Regions from separate parts of the Homo sapiens genome. Here region 1 is linked to region 2. Evidence: chromatin contacts called from ENCODE Hi-C or POLR2A ChIA-PET data. All regions are on one chromosome and are shown on one strand. The core of a region is the stretch at or near the end of the contact, and the rest is flanking DNA. Distances in the headings are between cores, read along the strand shown.

What was found. Hi-C counts contacts between places; a loop is a spot of excess contacts on that map. ChIA-PET counts read pairs that join two places held with the same protein, here RNA polymerase II (POLR2A). Pooled maps may share reads with other maps.
Region 1: a loop to region 2 is called in a pooled map, with 5 times the contacts of the local background. The contact joins the promoter of ARHGAP31-AS1 here to the enhancer-like site in region 2. A Hi-C loop is called at or near these places in 17 of 37 single-sample maps with no recorded cell type and 9 of 50 pooled maps. POLR2A ChIA-PET finds 5 or more read pairs at or near these places in 4 of 52 experiments (H1, HepG2, activated B cell and 1 more).

What each region holds. Positions count from the first base shown.
Region 1 is chr3:119,320,842-119,326,312 of GRCh38, reverse strand. ARHGAP31-AS1 (ARHGAP31 antisense RNA 1) reads left to right here and starts at 3,553. Exons shown (of 2, transcript NR_046748.1): 1 at 3,553-3,699. All of the region lies in intron 1 of ARHGAP31 (Rho GTPase activating protein 31), which reads right to left. RefSeq lists enhancers at 2,168-3,024, 3,025-3,882 and silencers at 2,846-3,195, 3,246-3,605.
Region 2 is chr3:119,399,266-119,404,233 of GRCh38, reverse strand. It overlaps ARHGAP31 (Rho GTPase activating protein 31), which reads right to left. Exons shown (of 12, transcript NM_020754.4): 10 at 1,837-2,412. It overlaps LOC124906273 (a long non-coding RNA gene), which reads left to right. Exons shown (of 2, transcript XR_007096027.1): 2 at 1,637-4,968. Among named protein-coding and RNA genes, the nearest start is that of TMEM39A, 62 kb to the left of the region's middle. Within about 2 kb of position 2,618, at least 2 of the 41 ENCODE cell types and tissues checked have a DNase peak (open chromatin) inside an H3K27ac peak, as active enhancers do.

The sequences.
Region 1 (5,471 bases), core at 2,304-4,803, 79 kb after region 2:
ACAGGTGATTGAAAATGCACACAAAAATCTGAGCATCGCTGTAGGCCACTTGTCTTCAAATGTGCCTACACACTCTAAAACCCTGGGAATCTTTTTATTATTATTATTACTTTTATTTTTGAGACAGAGTTTTGCTCTTGTTGCCCAGGCTGGAGTGCAATGACATGATCTCAGCTCACTGCAACCTCCGCCTCCTGGGTTCAAGTGATTCTCCTGCCTCAGCCTCCTGAGTAGCTGGGATTACAGGCGCCCACCACCACGCCCGGCTAATGTTTTGCATTTTTAGTAGAGACCGGGTTTCACCATGTTGGCCAGGGTGGTGTTGAACTCCTGACCCTAGGTGATCCACCCGCCTCAGCCTCCCAAAATGCTGGGATTACAGGCGTGAGCCACCGTGCCCAGCCCTGGGAAGCTTTTAAAAATACCAATGCCTAGTTCCACCTTCAGAGATTCTGATTTAATCAGTATGGGTGACAGCTAGGCATCAAAAAAAATTTTTAAAAACTTCCCAGGTGATTCTAATATTAAGCGAAGTTTGAAAATTACTGGTAGCTCCTCTCTCCTTTCCCTGAGTTTCTTCTCGCCACTGTTTTGCCCTAGCTGTCAAACAGCCTGCCTTCAGGCTAAGTCATTTCCGTCCCCCCCTTCCCCCCCAACCCCCGCCATCCCCACCAGGTGGATTCTTGGGTATACAGAACTAGGAGAAGCTAGCTTCCCCTCCACCCTTTCTCCCCTGGTTCAAAGGCTCTGGGACTGGCCCATAGAGGCCTTCCCAGAATACAGGACTGCAACAGTGTGAGTGGGAAGAGGCAGACCCAGGGCAGACTCCCGACCCAGCAGTGTGGCCTTAGGTAAGCCTCCTTGGGCAAGCCACTAAAATATGTTGCCTGTAAAGGGGGAACAACATCTCTGAAATCAGCCTGTAGAGTCACAGCGTCTTGGGAAGATCAACAGAGATGATATGTGAATGTGTTTCTAAAATATTAATGTGCATGACAGCTGCGATGGTTTCCTATCCTAGGACAACCATTTCAAATTTAAAAATCTTCCTTTCCCCTACTTCCCACACAACTAAGTAAGAATTTTAAGCAAAATTTTATCTTAGCATCCAAAAAAGATGAATATGCATGTGTAGTATCTGTGTTGATATAGGTAGGTATGATTCAACAGTTACAGCTTGCTGCATCACTAGTTACTAGAAGGCAGTGATTCTGTGACTTGAAGATATTTTAATTAGCACCAAACACACTGAGAGTGTTCAATAAACATTAACCAATGAGGCCTAATTTAAGACGGCATCATATAAGTCCACACTATGCCACTATTGACATGAGGAGTACTGCTTATTGCTTACCCAAATGACACATTTTCACCTTTTAAGTAAAGTATAGCACCTTCATTTAGCCATTCCGCTGATCTGCAAACTGAGAGACCAAGAGACCTTGGTTTATTCAAAATTGGTTCTCTGTTTTACTAAAAGGAGTCGTCCATTAAAAGTTATGCTCAATACTAAATACCAGTTAGAATAGATACAACTGTGCTGCCTTCACCTACACTAAGGGCTAGGGGTTGAGAGTAGAGAAAGACTCCTCTCCCCACTCTTTGTTTTTCCACGTCTATCCTTAAACATTCTTTGAGGATCTGATTCTCGAAAGGGTTTTTGTTGTTTATGTTTGTTTGTTTGTTTCTTTTAATAGCTACAAATCTCCTTGGGAGGGACAAGGAACCTTGATGTGAACCACATGTGGAATACAGCAATGGTACCCAAGCTTTTTGGATTTCACAGATCAAGTTTAAAAGATTTTGGGGGATCTACCTAGGACTGCTAATTTTTTATTTTTCTGAGAGAGGACATCAACCAACAATAACTATCGTATTTCATAACAGAATGGACAATTCAAAATAACTAAAACTATGAAGCATATAGTCTTAGAATAAAGAATTGTCCTGTTCAAGAAAGGACAAGTGTAACCTTAAAATTGTTATAATACATCCGGATAAATTTATTACATAGATGGCCCTACATTTCCTATGGGTCTGCGGTTGTGAGCCACTGTTCTAGACGGCTAGGAGGGTTTGAAGTGAGTTGAGAACCTTTACTGTCCTGAAGATGGGGTAGGGGCTAGACAAGGGTATATTCTAAAAAGAGGAAAGCGCTACTGTAATAATCTTGCCTAGGATTACATACAGATGGGCATAACAGAGTCCCAGGACTTCACCCCTTCGGTGTAGAGCAGGGATGGCAGGGATGGCAAGAGCCCCACTTAGGATACCTGGAAAAAGAAATCTCCGCAGCAAAGGGTCCTTGTGCTGACTTTTCTTTTTCATTTACGAGTGTACCCTCTGTCTCCTTGGGGGCCCACCTTCTTATTCCCAGCAGGAAAGGGGAAGGGGGAGGACAGGAAATGTGGAAACCGCGTTAACAGCCTGATTGTGAACCAGCACTGCGACTGAGATGCGAGGAGGGAAGGACAAAAGTCCCTCCCTCGCTTTTCAAAAAGTAAGCCACAAAAGTTATAGAAACATTTTCTATTAAACATCATCTCCATTTTGCAGAGAACCTAAGGCTCCGAGGACTTGCCCAGGGCCATACAGCCGGTGAGCCCCAGGGCTCAGCCACAGCCCAGGTAACGAGGACAGGGCTTGCTCCAGCCACCATTGGCTGCCTCTTCGGCCTCCCTCTCTCAGGTGAGACAGTATGTCAGGTGAGGCAACTGAAACAATGTCCCTCAGTTCGGATGCATCCTCCCTCTTCGTTTCCTGTCATGAGACAGGTTTCTCCTCTTCCTGGATGTGGTTAAAAAAAAAAGAAGAAGAAAAGAAACAAAAGAAAAAAGGAAAGAAACGCAAAGCAAAGCCAAGCCCAACGTCTTGGCTCTCAGGGTTGCACCTCCTTTCTCTACCCGCGGGGTCTGGGCCGGCGGGGTGTGGCCGCAGCCCTGGGGCGCGAGAAGCCCATCCGGGCCCGAGGTGCTGGGCGGCCTGGAGCGCTGGCTGCCCCCAGGGCCGGCGGCTGTCCCTGGGGTTTCCCCGCTTCTGGGCTTTCCCCGCTTCTGGGCTCGGTGGCCGCGCGGGCGGGCGCCAAGTGACTCAGCCGTCCCCGAGGGCGTTCCGGGAAGCGGCCGGGGGCGCGGGCTTTCCTGTCGCCGCAGCGTGTGAGTCCCCAGCGCCGAAAGGGGATCAGAAACCGCTGGGCGGAGCAGCGGGAGGAAGCTGCGGCGCGCAGAGCAGAGTCAGCGCCACCGTCTTTCGAGCTGGAGCGGAGGGAACGTGGCCTTGACGTTGCTGAAGCTGAAGCGCCGGGCGGGCGCCCGGACCCCGGGGCGGGGCAGAAACGAGTCCGTTCCCTACTGCGGGGCGGGGGCAGGGCTGGAACGGGAGTTCAGGAGGGACAAGGACGTGGAAGGAGCCCAGCAGAGGGCACCCGGGACCCCCGCGGCCGGGCCGAGTTTGAAGGGAGCCCCTCTCCCCCTCCCCCTGGCGGAGCCCCCTGTAGGGTCTGACCTGGTGCCCCGCAACAGGAGCGGGAGGAGGAGCAGGCCCAGAGCGGCCGGGCCCCAGCCTAGAGGGGCGCTCGAGGGGAAGCGAGTGAAGTGAGGGCTCCGCCAGAGCAGCACCCCCTTCCCCGCCGTCCCTCCCGGACTGGCCGGTTCTCGTCAGAGATTCCTTTGTCTTCGACGCTGGTCCCTCCACACCAAGGTGGGAGGCTGAGGTGGGAGGTGGCAGAGCGGTGGGAGTGGGAGCAAGGCCGGAGCGTGGGTGGAGGCGCTGGCCGCGGGCTTGCAAGGATGGCACAAGGGAGACATCCAGGACAAACCATGGGGAACACAGCTGCCACTGAGAGAAGCTGCCCGGAGGAGGAAGGGGCTGCAAAGTTCAACCACCAGGCAAGGCAAGTCCACGAACAAAATCCCGGCTCTAAAAACAGAGCAGCAATTGTCACTGTGGGTTAGACGCTTTGAGTTACCTCTATTTTCATTTATGTCTAAGATAAATTCAAGAGACAAGGAGAAAGTCAGGAGGTTAAAATTCCAGCCTCTGGTCCCAGCTCCCTAAAGCCAGCTCCCTTCTTGTCTTTGCCAAAGTTTGCTTCTATGAATCAGTAATTAACCCCCACTTTTTTTCTTATGTCAGAGTTCCTTCAGTCACAACCAAGAGAGTTCTGACTAATAACACACCTTTTAATCCAGCAATTTTACTTCTGGGAGTTTATTCCAAAGAAATATTACATAACAAAAGAGCCATATGCCTCACAATATTCACTGTGGGCTTGTTCATAAAATTAAAACAATCATAACTATAAATGTCCAGTAATGGAGGCAGGGAATAAACTGGCATATTTATATGATAAACTACTATGGGCCGGGCGTGGTGGCTCACGCCTGTAATCCCAGCACTTTGGGAGGCTGAGGCGGGCAGATCACCCGAGGTCAGAAGTTCAAGACCAGCCTGGCCAACATGGCGAAACCCCGTCTCCACTAAAAATACAAAAACAAGTTAGCTGGGCGTGGTGGTGTGGGCCTATAGTTCCAGCTACTTGGGAGGCTGAAGCAGGAAAATCACTTGAGCCCGAGAGGTAGAGGCTTCAATGAGCTGAGATCGTGACACTGCACTCTGGCCTGGGCAACAGAGCGAGTCTCCGTCTCAAAACAAAACAAAACCTACGGAGCCTTAAAATGTTATATGTAGGGTTTTATAACTTGAATAAAGACTTCGGTTATAAGAAAGCAAGACACAAAATCATATATATATATAATATATATATACACACACACAGTGTAATCACAATATGAAAATGTACATAGAAAAAAAACACTTGAAGGAAATCCACCAAAATGTTACATCTTTGGGTGATAGAATTACATACAAGTATTTTTTTCTTTCTAAAACATTTATGTATTTCCCAATTTATCTACAATGAGGATAAGCATGTATTATTAAAAAGTATGAAAACATTGATTTTAAAATTTTACATATATAGTATATAATTATATATACATAATACATATATATATACTATATATATATATATAGTATATATATATATGTGAAATTGCTGCTGAATAGGAAATCACCGGGCCTGGGTGAAAGATGATAAAATTTACTTGAGCAATTTTTCCACTAATTGAATGATTTTTCTGCAATTTAAAAAGGGTATATGGAAGTTAAAGAGGATGGGTCAATGTTTATACATCTGTATTAGTTCGTTTTCACACTGCTGATAAAGACATACTGGAGACTGGGCAATTTACAAAAGAAAGAGGTTTAATGAACTTGCAGTTCCACATGGCTGGGGAGGCCACAAGTCATGGTGGAAGATTAAAGGCACTCAAGAGAAGAGAGAGCTTTTGCAAGGAGACTCCCGTTTTTCAAAACCATCAGATCTCGTGAGACTTACTCACTATCACAAGAACAGCCCGAGAAAGGCCTGGCCCCATGATTCAATTACCTCCCACCAGGTCCCTCCCACA
Region 2 (4,968 bases), core at 1,369-3,868:
CCAGAGACCTATTCTTCCAGAGAGGATAACAAATCTCACAAAAGCCTTTGGAAACACTGTTTTCCTCAAAGCCTTCACTCCCTCCCCTATCCCTCATCCTGCTGCCCATGACATCTTGCTGCCCATGACCCACACCAGCCCATGACATCGTTTTCCAGACAAGGCATCACTTGATACCCCGAGATTTGCTCATCTGCGTACCCATCCTGAAAGGAAATGGGAGGAAGGGACTAATATTTACTCACATCTTCTGTGAGCCAAACTATGGACAGGTATTTTATGGACATTTTCCCATTCAGACCTCACTACAGCCTTTGGGATAGGAGTCTCCCCAGCTTTGCAGATGAGAAACAGGCTCCAAAATTTCCCACTGCCAAACTGACAAAAAGCAGTAAAGCTAGCATCCGAATCAGCCCAGTTGGGTTCCAAAACCTACATACTTCCCACAACATGTAGCTGCTCAGAATGCCCTTTCTCTTCTTTTCTGCATGGAGAAACCCTACCCATTTATGAAGGCTCAGTCCAAATGTCACCTCTTCTAAATCTTCCTGGAATCCTCCTGAGAGGACTGTCTCTCCTTCATGCCCTTGCCATCTGTTAGGAACACCTCTTTCATGATGCTTTGGGTACCTAACCCCTCCCTAATTCCAAAAATCCTGAGGAGGCTCTTATGCTGCTTCCATAGGCTGACCCTGTGCTGAACTTCAGTGCAGAGTTTCAATTTCCCTTCTTAGTTTTTGAGCTCACTGTGGGGAAGGGATCATGTCTTAACAATCTTTTAACTCCACAGCCCATAGTGAACACAGGAGGGAGCGTGGTATAGTGTTACAAGCATGGATTTTTTTAAAGTCTGGATTAAAATCCTGGTGTTTCCACTTCCTTGCTATGAGTGATTCAGCAAATAAACCATTCCTCTTTAAGGAAATGGGGATAATAGTGACTATCTATATCATAGGATAGAGGGGAGAAATGAGATAATATTTGCAGGACACTTAGGAGAGTGCCTGACAACCTAATAGGTGCTGAAAATGACTAATATTAACGGAAAAGAAACATTCCTAAATCACAATAAACATTTGTTGGTTTGATTGTCAGCCACCCTTTCCTTTGGGGTTCTCCCTGCTTCCATTTTATGTGGCCCATGTTTGCTTGTTAATTAAAGAAACTCTCTTCACTCCAGACACACCCAGAGACTCAAGTCTGGCCAATCTCAGAACCCAATTAGCTGGAAACAGTGATTGGTCCAAGGCTGGGCATGGGACTCAGGCAGATCCAATCAGAATCCTTCCTGCATTTGATATCAGAAAATTGGGAGAGGGATGCTCTTTCTCGTTGCTAGGGTTGCTAGCCATGTTGTCTGCAAATATAAAGTAGAAATAAGGATGGGTGGATGGAAAGAGAAGGAGACTGGAAGAACTGAATCCCCAATTCCAGCTCTGCAGCTCTGCATTCCATTCTGTGAGTTTTTCTCCTGCCTTCTCACTCTGTGAGCAAATAAAATAATAATAGGTAATATTTATTATATACTTATTGTATGTAGACACTGTTCTGAGAGCTTCATATGTATTAAATAATTTAATATTTACAACAAACTTATGAAAAAGGTATTATTAACATAATTATTCCCATTTTACAGATTAAGAAACCGAGGCACAGAGTGGTTACATTAACCTGCTGAAGATCACGCAGTAAAATGGCAGAGCGTGGATTTGTACCCAATCGGGCTCTAGAGCCCACAGGCTTAACCACCGCACTATATTGCCTTGCAAACTCAAGCAAATTTAAGTCTGGTTTTTCTCTCTTGCAACGGAAAGATACCCTCTCTCCTCTACTTACCTGCAGAAGTCTCAGCTCCCAGCGGTTTCTCTTCTTCTGGCCAGCCTCCGCTCTCTGATCCATGAAAAGAAAACTCTTCCAGGCTGGAAAGAGACTGCAGCTCCTTCGGGGGTGTTCTGCACGGCGTGCTGTTGGTGCTGATGACTGCGGACACGCGGAGCGGCACAGATACCGCAAAGGGCTCGGAGATGTTCAGCGCCTTGCGCTGGTTACGCGGCGAGGGCTCCATCTGGAAGAGGCTGCTGGTGAAGACGGATTTGCTAGGGCTGTCGTTCGAAGTGTAGAACATACCCAACATCTTTGGGGCTGTTTGCTCGCTCTCCGGATCCTCAACAGGCCGGAAAACCTTCAGCTGTTCCGGTGGGGGCCGGGCCTGAGCGCCCTGGAGATGGCTGCGATCACTGCTCACATCAAAGCCACCCTCAGCCCCGGGAGGCATCCCCTCCTGGCCCCATTCGCCCTCCTGCTTGGTGAGGTCACATGAGCTGCCGGTGCCGGTGGAGTGCATCTTTGTTGCTGGAATGAAAAATCCACCGGTGGTAACTGTTCGATTGAAATTTCCCTTGGTTTCTTTTCCTAGTAAAAAGGAACAAGTGTATGGTCAGCAGCCGGGGCACACATACAATAGCAGGCCTTCCAGTAAGGGCAGGCACACGACATTTGAATACTAGAGAGGCACAGCATTCTAACAGGGGCATAACCGCCCAGATAAAGACAGGTAACATCTGGATGACAAAAGAGAAAGCACTTCCTCATATGCACAGAATTTCAGCATGATGCTTTGGTAGGTTCATTTGCTGTTGTGCCATACAGATCACTTTTAAACTTTGCAGGTAGAGCAGTTTTCAAAAAAAGATTACTGCTAAAGTTGCTAAACAGAGCCATCATCTACTAGGCATTAAATGTAGACCATGAAAAAATAAAGAGACAGATGGGAGGCGGTAGGATGATGTTTGCTCAAAATGAAGAAGACAAAAAGGAAAAATAAACAGAATCTTGTCTTATTTTAGAACTTTAAAACTTTTTGTTTTAAGTTTTCTCTGGCAGATGGACCCAGACAGGGGGGTTTGATTTCCCAGCAAGGAAACAAATGCTATTAACAACTAGACCTTCCCCACCTTTTCTCAGGCTTCTTCCTGTTGATTCAGAGGATGAGAAACTAGAAATGTAAATTAACTAACTGTTAGAAAGCACAGTTGTGAGGAGTGAATTTTTTTTTTTTTTTTTGAGATGGAGTACAGCTCTGTCGCCCAGGCTGGAGTGCAGTGTCGTGATCTCGGCTCACTGCAACCTCCACCTCCCGGGTTGAAGTGATTCTCCTGCCTCAACCTCCTGAGTAGCTGGGATTACAGGCACCTGCCACCGCGCCCGGCTAATTTTTGTATTTTTAGTAGAGAGGAGATCTCACCATGTTGGCCAGGCTGGTCTTGAACTCCTGACCTCAGGTGATCTGCCTGCCTCGGCCTCCCAAAGTGCTGGGATGACAGGCATGAGCCACTATGCCCAGACCAAGTTCTTGACTTAGAAATAAAGGCAAGGAAGAGAAAAGCCTACGTGGGAAGTAAATAAGCTTGGAGATGATACGCGAGTTGCCAGGAATCTAGAAAATAATTTCTAACTTGGTACTAAGCACTAAACTGGGCATCTTACATAACTGTATGCTTAAAATTCTTATGACCACCCTGTAAGGAAGTGTAATGATCTTTAACACATGAGGACATCGAGACTCAGCAGTTAGATGACCTAATACTCACATGCCATGTATATAAAAACCTATATGTTGAAATATTAACTCCTGCAAAACTGGGCAATAACTGCCAAGAAGTTTCCAAACCAAAGCAAATAGATGAATATAAAAGTAAGAAAATGCTGAAAGTATCGAGTTAACTTAAGAAGATCTCACTGAGTGTTATACAGGTTTAGAATTATTATTATTTTTTTTTTGAGACAGGCTGGAGTGCAGTGGCGCAATCTCAGCTCACTGCAATCTCTGCCTCCTGGGTTCAAACGATTCTCGTGCCTCAGCCTCTGCCTCCTGGGTTTAAGTGATTCTTGTGCCTCGGCTTCCTGAGTAGCTGGAATTATAGGCATGCACCACCACGCCTGGCTAATTTCTTGTATTTTTTTTAGTACAGAGAGGATTTCACCATGTTGGCCAGGCTGGTCTCGAACTCCTGGCCTCAAGTGATCCACCTGCCTCAGCCTCCCAAAGTGCTGGGATTACAGGCATGAGCCACCACACCCGGCCCGGGTTTAGAATTATTTTTAAAATGTTGTTCTAAAGATTTTCTGTATTGTTTTGGTCTGACCCATTTTTGAAAGAGAAAAATGTCTTGTATTAAAGGGGCTGGAAAGTCATGGGATAAGTATAGGGGAGTTTTAACAGTCTGTTGCCAGACAAGTCCTTTGCCTTGTAATTTGTAATGGTGCTTGTTGGTTACTTAACAGAAATAGAAGAGAGAGATACAGGCAAGTCAGCCCTGAAGGATACAGCTGTGAGAACAAATGTTATGTGTTATTTTGGTGGTCGGTGTTACCTCATGTGCAACTGTATACACGTCTACTCCAACAAAGGATATTGTGGTTTGCACATGGCTGATACATAGCTGGTGCCTAATTAATGTTTAATGATACATAATAAATGAATGAATAAATAGATACATGAATGAACCTACCAACTGAAAATCATGACTTGACACAAAAACTAGGAAGCGAAAGCATATGGAAACAGCCAAGTTCAAGATACATAGGCCTCTAGGCATAAAACCATAGGGCATAAACCAATGCTTGGCTCTTTCTTTCTGCCCAAAGGGGAAGACTCTTCTGCCTTAGGTTTCAGGTGTTGACCTTTTACCTGGTTCAGGTTTGAATGAAAAGTAGCCATGGACTTCAGCTGTGGCTAGAGGAAGGATGGGCAAAGAGGATGGCTCTTTAGGCCTAGCCCTGGAGTAAGGTAGGGGAGGTTATGGGGCTATGTGAACCCCTTGAGTTAGGGTAGGGTCAGTGAGGGATTTGGGACTAGGTAGTTGTGTGTGACTGTGACTATAGAGAAGCAGGCATGACAGCTTATAAAGGCAAGTGAGCTCCAGCCTCCTAGTTGTAATCTCCAACTCAGAAACTACTTGTAAAATC